Linked DNA regions of Homo sapiens: region 1 is linked to region 2. The links are chromatin loops, found by intact Hi-C in ENCODE. Cell type or tissue: PC-3. All regions are shown on one strand. Links, peaks and the distances in the headings refer to the core of each region. The heading gives the core; the rest is flanking DNA. Region 1 overlaps LOC124903158 (a long non-coding RNA gene). Region 2 overlaps CCNA1 (cyclin A1).

What was found. A loop is a pair of places that touch in the nucleus more often than their neighbours do. Peaks named below come from ENCODE experiments on the same cell type or tissue, not always from the same donor. Only the 100,000 strongest peaks of a DNase experiment are listed, where the experiment ranks them.
Region 1: it touches region 2 in a loop (3-fold over the local background); 5 of 110 quality-filtered maps call a loop at or near these places.

What each region holds. Positions count from the first base shown.
Region 1 is chr13:36,812,245-36,817,629 of GRCh38, reverse strand. LOC124903158 (a long non-coding RNA gene) reads left to right here. Exons shown (of 2, transcript XR_007063760.1): 2 at 1,489-1,959. Among named protein-coding and RNA genes, the nearest start is that of RFXAP, 4.3 kb to the left of the region's middle. In PC-3, for the core only: a CTCF peak has its summit at 2,383; no DNase peak of the experiment used is centred there.
Region 2 is chr13:36,436,753-36,442,137 of GRCh38, reverse strand. It overlaps CCNA1 (cyclin A1), which reads right to left. Exons shown (of 9, transcript NM_001413923.1): 3 at 4,263-4,509; 4 at 3,947-4,071; 5 at 3,271-3,494; 6 at 1,955-2,159; 7 at 907-1,020. Among named protein-coding and RNA genes, the nearest start is that of CCNA1, 7.0 kb to the right of the region's middle. RefSeq lists an enhancer at 3,450-4,649. In PC-3, for the core only: no CTCF peak of the experiment used is centred there; a DNase peak (open chromatin) is centred at 2,957; H3K4me3 peaks cover 1,219 bases; H3K27ac peaks cover 2,387 bases.

The DNA.
Region 1 (5,385 bases), core at 73-5,072, 380 kb before region 2:
AAATCAGCCAGGTGTGGTGGTCCACACCTATAATCCCAGCTACTCAGGAGGCTGAGGCATGAGAATCGCTCGAACCCAGGAGGAAGAGATTGCAGTAAGCCAAGACTGTGCCACTGCACTCCAGCCTGGGCAACAGAGTGAGACTCCATCAAAAAAGAAAAAAAGAAAAAGAAAAAGATTAAACTGAAAATGTATTCTATCTGCAGCTCTCACATTGTGAATATCCAACCCCCCCAACTGAGAAAATATTCTTTCAGTATTTGAAAACTATCATGCAATTCAGCAAAGAAACTGCTTACATCACATCATTGAACAAGTGAAGACCTTATATACATCTTCATTGTTTCACTTTTGTTTTTTCTCAATATAAACAAAAATGTCTATCAACATTCATGTCAAAACTTTATGTCCTTGCCATCATCAAAAAAAAGAAAAAGAACAAAAAGTACACTTTACTTCTTTACTGAATTGGACAGAAACCAAGCATTTATTCCTTTTTTTAAATGAAAAAATATAACTTTATTCATAAATAATGTTACTTTTTTTCTTCGACTTTTATTTTAAGCTCAGGGATACATGTGCAGGATGTGCAGGTTTGGTAGATAGATAAACACGTGCCATAGTAGTTCACTGCACAGATCATCCCATCACCTAGGTATTAAGCCCAGCATTCATCAGCTATTCTTCCTGATGCTCTCCCTCCCCCACACCCACCTTTAACAGGCCCCAGTGTGTGTTGTTCCCCATTGTGTCCATGTGTTTTTATCGTTCAGCTCTCACTTATCAGTGAGAAGATGTGGCGTTTGGTTTTCTGTTTCTGTGTTAGTTTGCTGAGGTTAATGGCTTCCAACTCCATCCATGTCGCTGTGAAGGACATGGTATCATTCCTTTTTGTGGCTGCATAGTATTTCATGGTGTATATGTATCATATTTTCTTTATTTAGTCTACCATTGATGGGCATTTAGGTTGCTTCCATGTCTTTGCTATTGTGAATAGTCAAGCATTTATTCTTTTTTTTTTTTTTTTTGGAGACAGAGTTTCACTCTTGTTGCCCAGGCTGGAATGCAGTGACATGGTCTTGGCTGACTGCAACCTCTGCCTCCTGGGTTCAAGTGATTCTCCTGCCTCAGCCTCCTGAGTAGCTGGGATTACAGGCACCCGCCACCACGCCCGGCTAATTTTTGAATTTTTAGTAGAGACGGGGTTTCACCGTGTTGGCCAGGCTGGTCTCGAACTCCTGACCTCAAGCGATCTGCCCACTTCAGCCTCCCAAAGTGCTGGGATTACAGGCGTGAGCCACCTCGTCTGGCTGCATTTATTCTTATTTTGAATTTGGGACACTGTTGTTGGTGAATTCATAAAAACTGATAGTGATTTTCATAAGAAGTCAAGTCACCTTGAAGTTATGGATGTATAGAATTTACAGTATTGAGTATTGTATATTTTATCAATGTTTGTGAATCACGTGCTAATATTCTTTATCTCAGGTAGTGACACACCCAGAACCCCAGAATTGGCATAAAGATTATTTTAAGCTGAAGACACTTGAGATTCAATTGATACAGAAAGAAGCCTTCTCAGAGCTTCCTTTATCTGACTAGAAGCTGAAACTTCTGATAAATGAAGACCATCATAAATTCCCTCTTGAGGAAAGCTACTACCAGGAGAGAGACCAAGAGTAAATCTACCATAAATACCCCATGACCATGAGTTCAGAAAACCTACATAAACATATATTATCACAAAATGCCTTATTGCTCATTTGTTCTCCTAAAACCACATTTGTTTTTCCTAAAGGAACCTATTTGTTCATCCCATAGGAACATTTACTCCGTCTTCCCTTTCCTTACTAATTTAGGTATATAAGCCTCAAATTCTAACCATCCATTTCAGTAACTCATCTCTGAGCCCTCCTATGTACATGTAGTTCTTGTAAATAAACCCTTTTCTTTTACTAATCTATCTTTTGTGAGTTTAATTTACAAGCTCCCAGGCAAGAAACCTAAGCAGGTGGGAGAAAAGTTTTGTTTCATTTCCAGCCATCAGTTAACTGGTTAAAAATTTTTTTTACCAGCATATTACTCGGAGCAGTATTATTTAAATCTTAGTACAAATACCTGTTATGGTGTTCAATAAGTGGCAGTAAGCTTAAAAAATAAACCTACTTTTTTTTGAGGTATGATTTTGCTGCGGTTTGAACATGTCCCTCAAAAGTTAATGTGTTGGAAACAATTGCCATTGTTAACAGTATTAGTAAGTGGGGCCTTTAAGAGGTGGTTAGCCCTCATGAATGGATTAATGCCGTTATGGCTTAGTTATCACAGGAGTGGGCTCCTGATAAACAGATAAATTCAGTGTCATATACTCTGTCTATGCTTGCTTCTGCCCTCTGCCCTTCAACTTTGGTATTACCCTGATCAGATGCCAGAGCTGTGCTCTTGGACTTTTCAGCCACTTGAACTGTGAGCCACATAAACTTCTGTTCTTTGTAAATTACCCAGTGTGTGGTATTCTATTACAGTGACAGAAGATGAACTAAGACAAATTTACACACCATAAAGTCCACTTATTGTAAGTATACAATTTAAAGATTTTTAGTAAATTTGTAGAGTTGCAATCATTTTTACAAAAAGGTTTTAGAACATTTCCATCTCTCCACAAAAGACCCTTATTATCCATTCTCAGTCAATCCCTGCTCCTACTTCCAGCCCCAGGAATCCACTAATCTTTGTCTCCATAGATTTGCCTTTTCTAGACATTTTGTTAGGAGCAATGAATCCGTACCGGTCTGCAGTGACCTCAATTCTTACCTCCTTACAAGAAAGAATTTGACCGAGGGGCCTAAGGCAGAGTGAGAGACTGAGCCAAGTTTTTGAGCGGGAGTGAAAGTTCATTTAAATGCCTTAGAGCAGGAAAGAAAGGAAGTGAAGTACACTTGGAAGAAGGCCAAGCGGGTGACTTGAGAGATCTAGTGCGTGGTTTGACTTTGACTTGGGGTTTTATCTGTTGGCATGCTTCCAGGGAGTTGTGTCCCTTCTCCCCTGATTCTTCCCTTGGGGTGGGCTGTCCGCATGCACAGTGGCCTGCCAGCGCTTGGTAGGGGCCGCATGTGCAGTGTGTTTACCAAAACTGTGCACATGTTCACTTGAGGCATTCTTCCCTTACCAGTTGAGTGTTTCTAGAGGAAGGTCATATACCACTTAAACTCTGCCATTTTGTCTCTTAGTGTGCATGCTTGAGCCACTTGGCCAACTCCTGAGATCTTATTGGGAAGCTGCTGATCACCAATTTTAGGTGTTTCTATCTATAGGGAGACTGCCTTTCCCTGGCGCGGGCTGCGACAAATTATTACTTTAGAGAAGCAGTTTAACCACTGCCTGACCATGATCTTCTGATGGTTGCCCTCCTAAGGGGGACACTCTCCTGCCTTGTTCACGTCTGACTAAGTACCTACTGTAACAGTTTCATATCAGTGTAATCATGTAATATATGGTCTTTTGCACCTGGCTTCTTTTATTTAGCATAATGTTTTTGAAATTCATTTACTTTGTTTCTTATATCAGTAGTTTGTTCCTTTTTATTGCTGAATATTATTTCATTGTATTGTTTATCCATCTACCAGACCATGGACATTTGGATTGTTTTATGGTTTTGGCTATCACAAATAATGGCAATAGATTTTATTATCTAGTGCTTAGCACACAATAGGTCTCAAAAGTATTTTCTGAATGACTATTAACAAAAGAGTCAGGTTAAGGGAAGGAGCTTGAGTGAATGCAGGACTTTCGGGTTCTAAGCCTGGCTTTGTTCCTAAGTGTCAGTGAAACTGATCAGGCAGGGGCCAGGAATCTCTGAGCTTAAGACTTCCCCTATACCCTCTGAGGGTTTGATAAACAGTCTAGGAAATAAGCTGACCGCAGGCAGATAAACAGGAGAAAAGGTATACACATTTGTTACTTGCACAGGCGCATAACAGAAAAGTGAATACCCCCAAATCCAGTGAGATCTAGAAGCTTATATACCTTCTTCACAGGGCAGAGCGAAGTGGGGATGTAGGTAACTCAGGGGAGAGTAAATAATTTCTGGGAAAAATGAATGGGCTCTTAGAAGAATAGATGACAGTTTGTTACAAATGTTGTCTGGGTATGGTACTGACTTCTAGTCTTCCTCTCCTGTGATAAGAGTTAATCTTCCTAGTTGATAAATCCCCCAGTGATGGGATTGGAGTTCCTTCTGGAGGATCTGTCTTTAGGGAGATAAGAGATGTTCTGAGAATGCCTCTGTCTGCACCCAATGCCTCCCAAGTGCTCTCACTTCAAAGTAGTCAGTATAACAAGGTAACTTGGGGTGGCCTTTCCTGAACCTCCTTAATGATGAAGTTGGTCTAAATGATCTGTAAGCTCTTTCCTAAGTTTAGAATGTAATATACTGTAATGACCTTTTATGCGCCTGTCACTTGGGATTTTGATTCAATTGGTCTGGCGAGGGGCCAAGGCATCCATATTATTAAAAAGCTCTCCAGGTAATTCTAATATGCAATCAGGGTTGAGAATCACTGAATTATCTATAACATACTAAGAAGTAATCTAGTATACTTAGATGTACAAACAGATATCCTAGCTCAGGAATTCGTAAACATAGTGTATTTGTCATCAACCAGTAAGATTTTGCACATATGGTATTTTTTAAGTGGTAGGAACTCAGATTATTGTCAAAGCAAAATTTTAGCATTATTACTATTGCCATTATTTCATTTAGATTCCATCCGTTTACTCTTTAAAGACTTACTGGAAAGACAAGGCATTGTGTAAATTCTGCATGGGCTTCCTCATCTCCTCTATTTATTTCCTTACTAATCCTCCTATTTCCCTATAGCCATGCACATTCCTTCTTTTGTGTTTTTGAAAATGGTGCTTATCAATTACCAAAGGAGTAGTCTTTCTCTCTCTCTCTCTTTTTTTTTGAGACGGAATATCACTCTCTCACCAGGCTGGAGTGCAGTGGCGCGATCTCGGCTCACTGCAACCTCTGCCTCCTGGGTTCAAGCGATTCTCCTGCTTCAGCCTCCTGAGTAGCTGGTGCACGCCACCATGCCCAACTAATCTTTGTATTTTTAGTAGACACGGAGTTTCACTGTGTTGGCCAGGATGGGCTCGATCTCTTGACCTCATGATCCACTCACCTCAGCCTCCCAAAGTCCTGGAGTGATTACAGGCGTGAGCCACAGCGCCCTGCCAGGAGTAGTCTCTTTAAGTGGGAAACAGTGAGATGAAAAAGTGCTTATTCTTTTTTGATAATCTGGCTTATTTTTCATGACAAGGAAGCAAGGCCTATTAAAGGGGCCTCAAGCTCTGGGGGTCAGGGTGGGGCATTGCAGTGAGTGG
Region 2 (5,385 bases), core at 167-5,166:
TAACTTTATATTAGATATCCGAAGATAACCAATTTGAAATAAAGGGAATTAGTCCCTTAGTAAATATTCACATTCATCTCGAAAGAGACCAGAACCCCCTTCAGAGATTTTAGATGTAAAATATCAGAAAGAACAGCCAAGGCTCTAAATTTTCTCATATTATAAATTTATAATGCTCAATTTGGGGCTGGATCACTTTTTCCTTGTTCCCTCATGAGTGAAATTTTTACTGGTCCTTATAGAGCCCTGCTTGCCTGACCATTCTATTTGTACACAACATGAAAAATTTTTAGTCAAAACACTGCAGTGCTGGAATAAGAATTACTTAAAAAAAAGTAAAAGAAAATTTTTAAAAAAAGAAAATGCAGCAGAAAAAAACATAAGCATTCATGAAAATAAGGGTAGACACCCCACTTCTTTTAGTACAACAGTGAGCCTTCAGAACCAAACCTAGGGGTCCATTTCTGATGTTGCCACCTTCTTGGGCAAGAGGCAACACTTTACTGCCCTGTTGTCTTGAAAGCCTGAGGTGCAATCTTCTGGCCATCCTAATTGGACCTAGGTTTTTGTTTTTAATATAGAAGGTAAAAGTCAACAACTTTTGCTTGAAGCAGTCAATGATTGTACCTCAAGGGCCCTCCCTGAATAACAGTGGGCACTGAGGTTCCCAGGCCTGCTTCTGTTGAAGGAGCATGTGATGCTGTCTCCTTGACTTCCTGCAATCTCAGTCCTCATAGAGTGAAGCCATTGAGTCAAAGCCATCATGACTGACCTGGAAGACTCAGTGGCATGTTGTGGTCTGCTGTCAAGTTGACCAGATCCTTATTAAACTAACTTGCCCTCATAAGAGGCAAGCCCATTCTAGATAGACCTTGAATTTCATCTAGAAAGAAGTTAGAATCTTACCCAAAAGTGCTTGTTCACAGTATAGTTTGCCAGGCAAAAAGCTGCTGCAGCTATCAGTGAAGGAAGATATTTCAAGAATGGATCTGCTTCAAGTAGACTCAGCTCTGCTACGTACTAAGCACAAGAGAAGAAAACACATTGGAATTAGAAATGTGACTAAGGTCACAAGTAAGCCTGGAAATGGCAAGGAAATAAATGGTATCTTATCTTTGTTCAGTCGGCATCTACAAAAATAGATGCTCAAAATTACTTACTGGGTTAGTAATTGGTATGCCTGTCTATAACAACAGTAACATTTATGTTTTGGTAAAATGTCAATACAAAAGTATTTGGCCTACTCAAAGTATAGGTGATAGGTTACTTTTCTTATGCTAATAGTTTAGGTTTATGCTGAGATAAAGTGGTACTGCTCTGGCAGCTGGAATTGGAACAGAGATTTTAGCCAAAAGACAAAAATATTAAAGCTATTAATCTATCAGGCAGTTCAGAGACTAGGACAGCACCAGTGGGAATATCTCATATTAGAAGAAACATAGTAAAACATGTGGACATCCTTATTACCCTTTGCACAGCACATAAATACCAGATATCCTAGATTATGGTCACTGGAAACCCAGTTGACCAAAGCAATACTTCAATGCCTTCAACTAAAGTTCTGTAACTCCAAACAACCAAATAATGCTCATTACTTAATATATTAGGATGAGACTAAAACCTTATTAAACTAGATTTACTTTGTTCCCACTCTATAAACCTAGGAGGTTTTGCTTGTATGTGGTCTGTATCCAATAAGAGAACAGTTTCCAAGCTTAAATTTTTAAATAGTTGGGTGATTAGACAACCCGTGCCTGCCAAATATAGTCAATAGTAATGCCTTATAACCAAAAGCTGGGTTCTTAAAATTAGCTCTTTTTCAGCACTGGAACAGTTTTTCTGGGCCTGTGGGAAGAAAACTGAAAAGGAAAAAAGAACTGAAGGATGATTGGGAAAGGTTGATTTTTACGCTCCTTGGCACTGGAAGTTCCTAGAAATCACGCGGCATACACACCTTAGCCAGGTTCTCAGTCCTGACGCACACTCCTTGTCGCCTCAAGTACTGAAGGAGAAACTGGTTGGTGGTTGGTACTGTCAGATCAAAAGCTAGAACTTTCAGAAGCAAGTGTTCCATTTTTAACAGTTGTCGTTTTGTGTATGTATCATCGGTGATATAGACAAACTCGTCTACTTCAGGAGGATATATCTCTTCATATTTCCTGGGAAAGGAAGAGTTTTCAGAAGTAAAACTTAGAACCTTTGGCTCTACTCCTGTGCTACCATAAGCCACGCCTCTCCGCATGGCCCTTGCAGACTTACTTTGCAGCCACATATCCACTTAAATACCACTAAATGACTCAGGGCTATGAAAGTACTAGGAGCTTGTTTCTGGACCAAGAACATGATTATCACAAGGATAGGTTATATTTACTGCTAGGAGTAGTAACAGAAACAATTTCCAACCAAGAATTTTAGGTTTGGGCCTGTGATACACTGAAAGATTCTGAATGACAGACACTACAGGTAAATTCCTACACATTCTACAGACCTCAAATCACTTCATAGAAAAAAGTGTTAAGATCAACACAGTGATAGAAACAAACTCCACAGGCCTCTAGTTTTTAAAAAGATGCTGTTCAACTTTGTCCACTGAATTAGCAAATGATGCTTATAGCCAAGAGACATAATGATATAATTTCACTATGATCAATTCTTTCCTTCTGCCTTTGTTTCTACTTTCTTTAGGGGAATTTTGGCAAGTTTTTCTGCATTAACAATAGAATGTTTGAGACCAGAAGAACAGAAAAGAAACTACCACTCAGCAACAGGTCACTTAAAGGTAGCTCAGCCACAACCCAGCTCTCTTTTCCCACACAATTAGGTACTTTCATGAATGAATGATAGTAACAGGAACCAGTTGAAGTAGTTTATTCACTGTAACCAAATAAACCTGTTATTATGGGTCATTTGCTAGATCATGAAGATAGCTTTTTGTAACCACACTGTCTTTAAATAGGACTTAATAGATAGGAAATAGCAAAAAGACTACACTGCAAAATAGTTAAATTAGATCCTGAATTTGAGATGATGGCTGCCTTAGTCATGACACTGAACTTGTTGCTATAAATCATAACCAGGTGATTGAAGAGTAAACATGTGGTAAGTTTCAGTTTCTCAGTCAATCCTGTGAAGAGGATGATCTTTTATCAAAGGACACATGACTAGTTTTAATTATCAAGCATTGCATTTCTTCAATAAGAAATAGAGGACAAAAATTCCATGTTTTGACAAGTGATAGTTTCATATTATGCAAGCTGAAAGAACACTTACGAAGCCAAAAGCATAGCTGCTGTTCCTACGAGCTGCAGTTTCCCTCTCAGAACAGACATACATGAAAGGAACCTGTCCAGGAAGTTGACAGCCAGATACAGGGTCTCTGCTCGAAGTTTATATTCTTCCCCAACCTCCACCAGCCAGTCCACCAGAATCGTGCGCATGCCTTCCGTGATGTCTGGCTGCTTCTTCATGTAGTGTGCTTTGGGTCTGTGCCTTATCTGATTGGGAAAAGGTTTTGATATTTAGTAGTTGCAATTTCAGAAAGATCATTCCACAATATAGTTGCTATTTAAAAATCTCACAAGCAAAGGTTGGAAAGATTCTGATCAGAGCCAAATAAATCTTTATCATAACAAGGAAGAAAGTGTAAATTTCTGGTTCTGTAAAGTAATTGGTTAGCAAATTAACCTGGGGTTGGGGGGGCAGGGGAGAATGGCAATATGAATTATTCCTAAGAGTGAAATATTTAACATATAAACCCTTTGAATCATGTAGAAATAGTCCAAGCAATTGCGACTTGCCATCACAACTATTATTTTTCATAGATATTCTTATGTTTAGCTGGCATAAGAGTGCCATTCACTAGTGGTTATGGACCAAGAGTTTATAATTTATCTTAGTAATAAGAGCTCGGGTCCTGAAGATTGAAGTAGAAGGTGGGAAAACTTACTTCAGCTTCCCTAAGGTACTGATAAATTTCTTCAGCATATTCAGTCACATTTATCACATCTGTGCCAAGACTGGATATATCTTCAGACTGGGAGAGGAGAGATGAATCTACCAGCATAGGGGAAACTGCAAGAGTTCAACACTGTCAGATAACTCATTTAATTTAAACATTTGTTCAATCCACTAACCCTCTACAGGCAGTTGTGAATACAGTTATTACTTGCTGTTTTTCTCTTGCTAGTTACTAGCTATTGAATGCTGCAGGCAGTTATAAATACAGGGTACCATCAGCCATCAACCATAGGCAAGTCAGTTACCTGTGTTGAAATCCAGCAGGAAGTGCAGGTCTGACTTGAGTGTGCCGGTGTCTACTTCATACACATCCTCAAATGCCATCCCCTCTCTGACCGAGCAGCTGTCTCTGTCCCCCTGCTCTAGTTCATCCATGTAGATGTCAAACCCTTGCTTGGGGGGCTCTTGGACCCCACAGTCAGGGAGTGCTTTCTTTCCAGCTGGAGGGAAGGCATTTTCTGATCCAGAATAACACCTGATTCTTGTGATCCCCTAAAAAACGTTTAAATCTTTTGTTAGAGGCCACGTCAAAGACCACAGAGGCAATGTGAACCTGCATGACTCAAACCAACAGCCTGGGAAGGTAAGATACATTCTAAACTGAAAAATCTATGTCGGCAATTTAATTCCAAAAAAAAAAGGTCTTCAAAAGTGTAATTTTTCCCCCCTTATCTTTGTCTACATTTGATATTTGGAGAAAGAGCTACCTAAAATTTTAATCTACCTCACATATGTATCAAAGGAAACTCAAGATTGTAGAAAAAAGAAAACCTATAGCTCTCTTCCAAAATGAAATGGGTACCACATATAAAGGGAAAACTGTAAATTGGCTTTCATATTTATAGCATCATGAGATTTTATAAGTAGTCAGCATAACTCTTGATGCAGTGACTGAGTTCCTACAATTCCCCTCCTTAAATAAATAACTTTTTAGCCAGAAGGCCCCTATAATGTTTCCATTTTATATCCACTTATTAAGAAACACGATTTTGGAAACTGATGCTGCTAAATTCTCTTACAAGCCACAGAACCTTTACGTATGACATAATGCATTTACTCTTGGGGAAATTTCTTAGTCACTTCTCCTTTTTCTCTATTCTTATAACATGAACAATGGGAACAACTGTGGTGCCGCCACAGTGAACAAGCATAATGCATCAAACACTGTTGCATATTAAGGTGAGCCATGCCAGATGGCATGAATGTCAGCTGAATCAGGGCAGGTGGGCAGCTCTATGAACCTGAGCTATATTTACGCAAATGCCAGCTCTGTCTACCACATTAACATTTTGTTTATAATGTATCTTGGTGTGTACTGTTGAAGGCTACTTCTAAGTTAGTAGGTGGTTCCATAACTCTCCCTTTTAT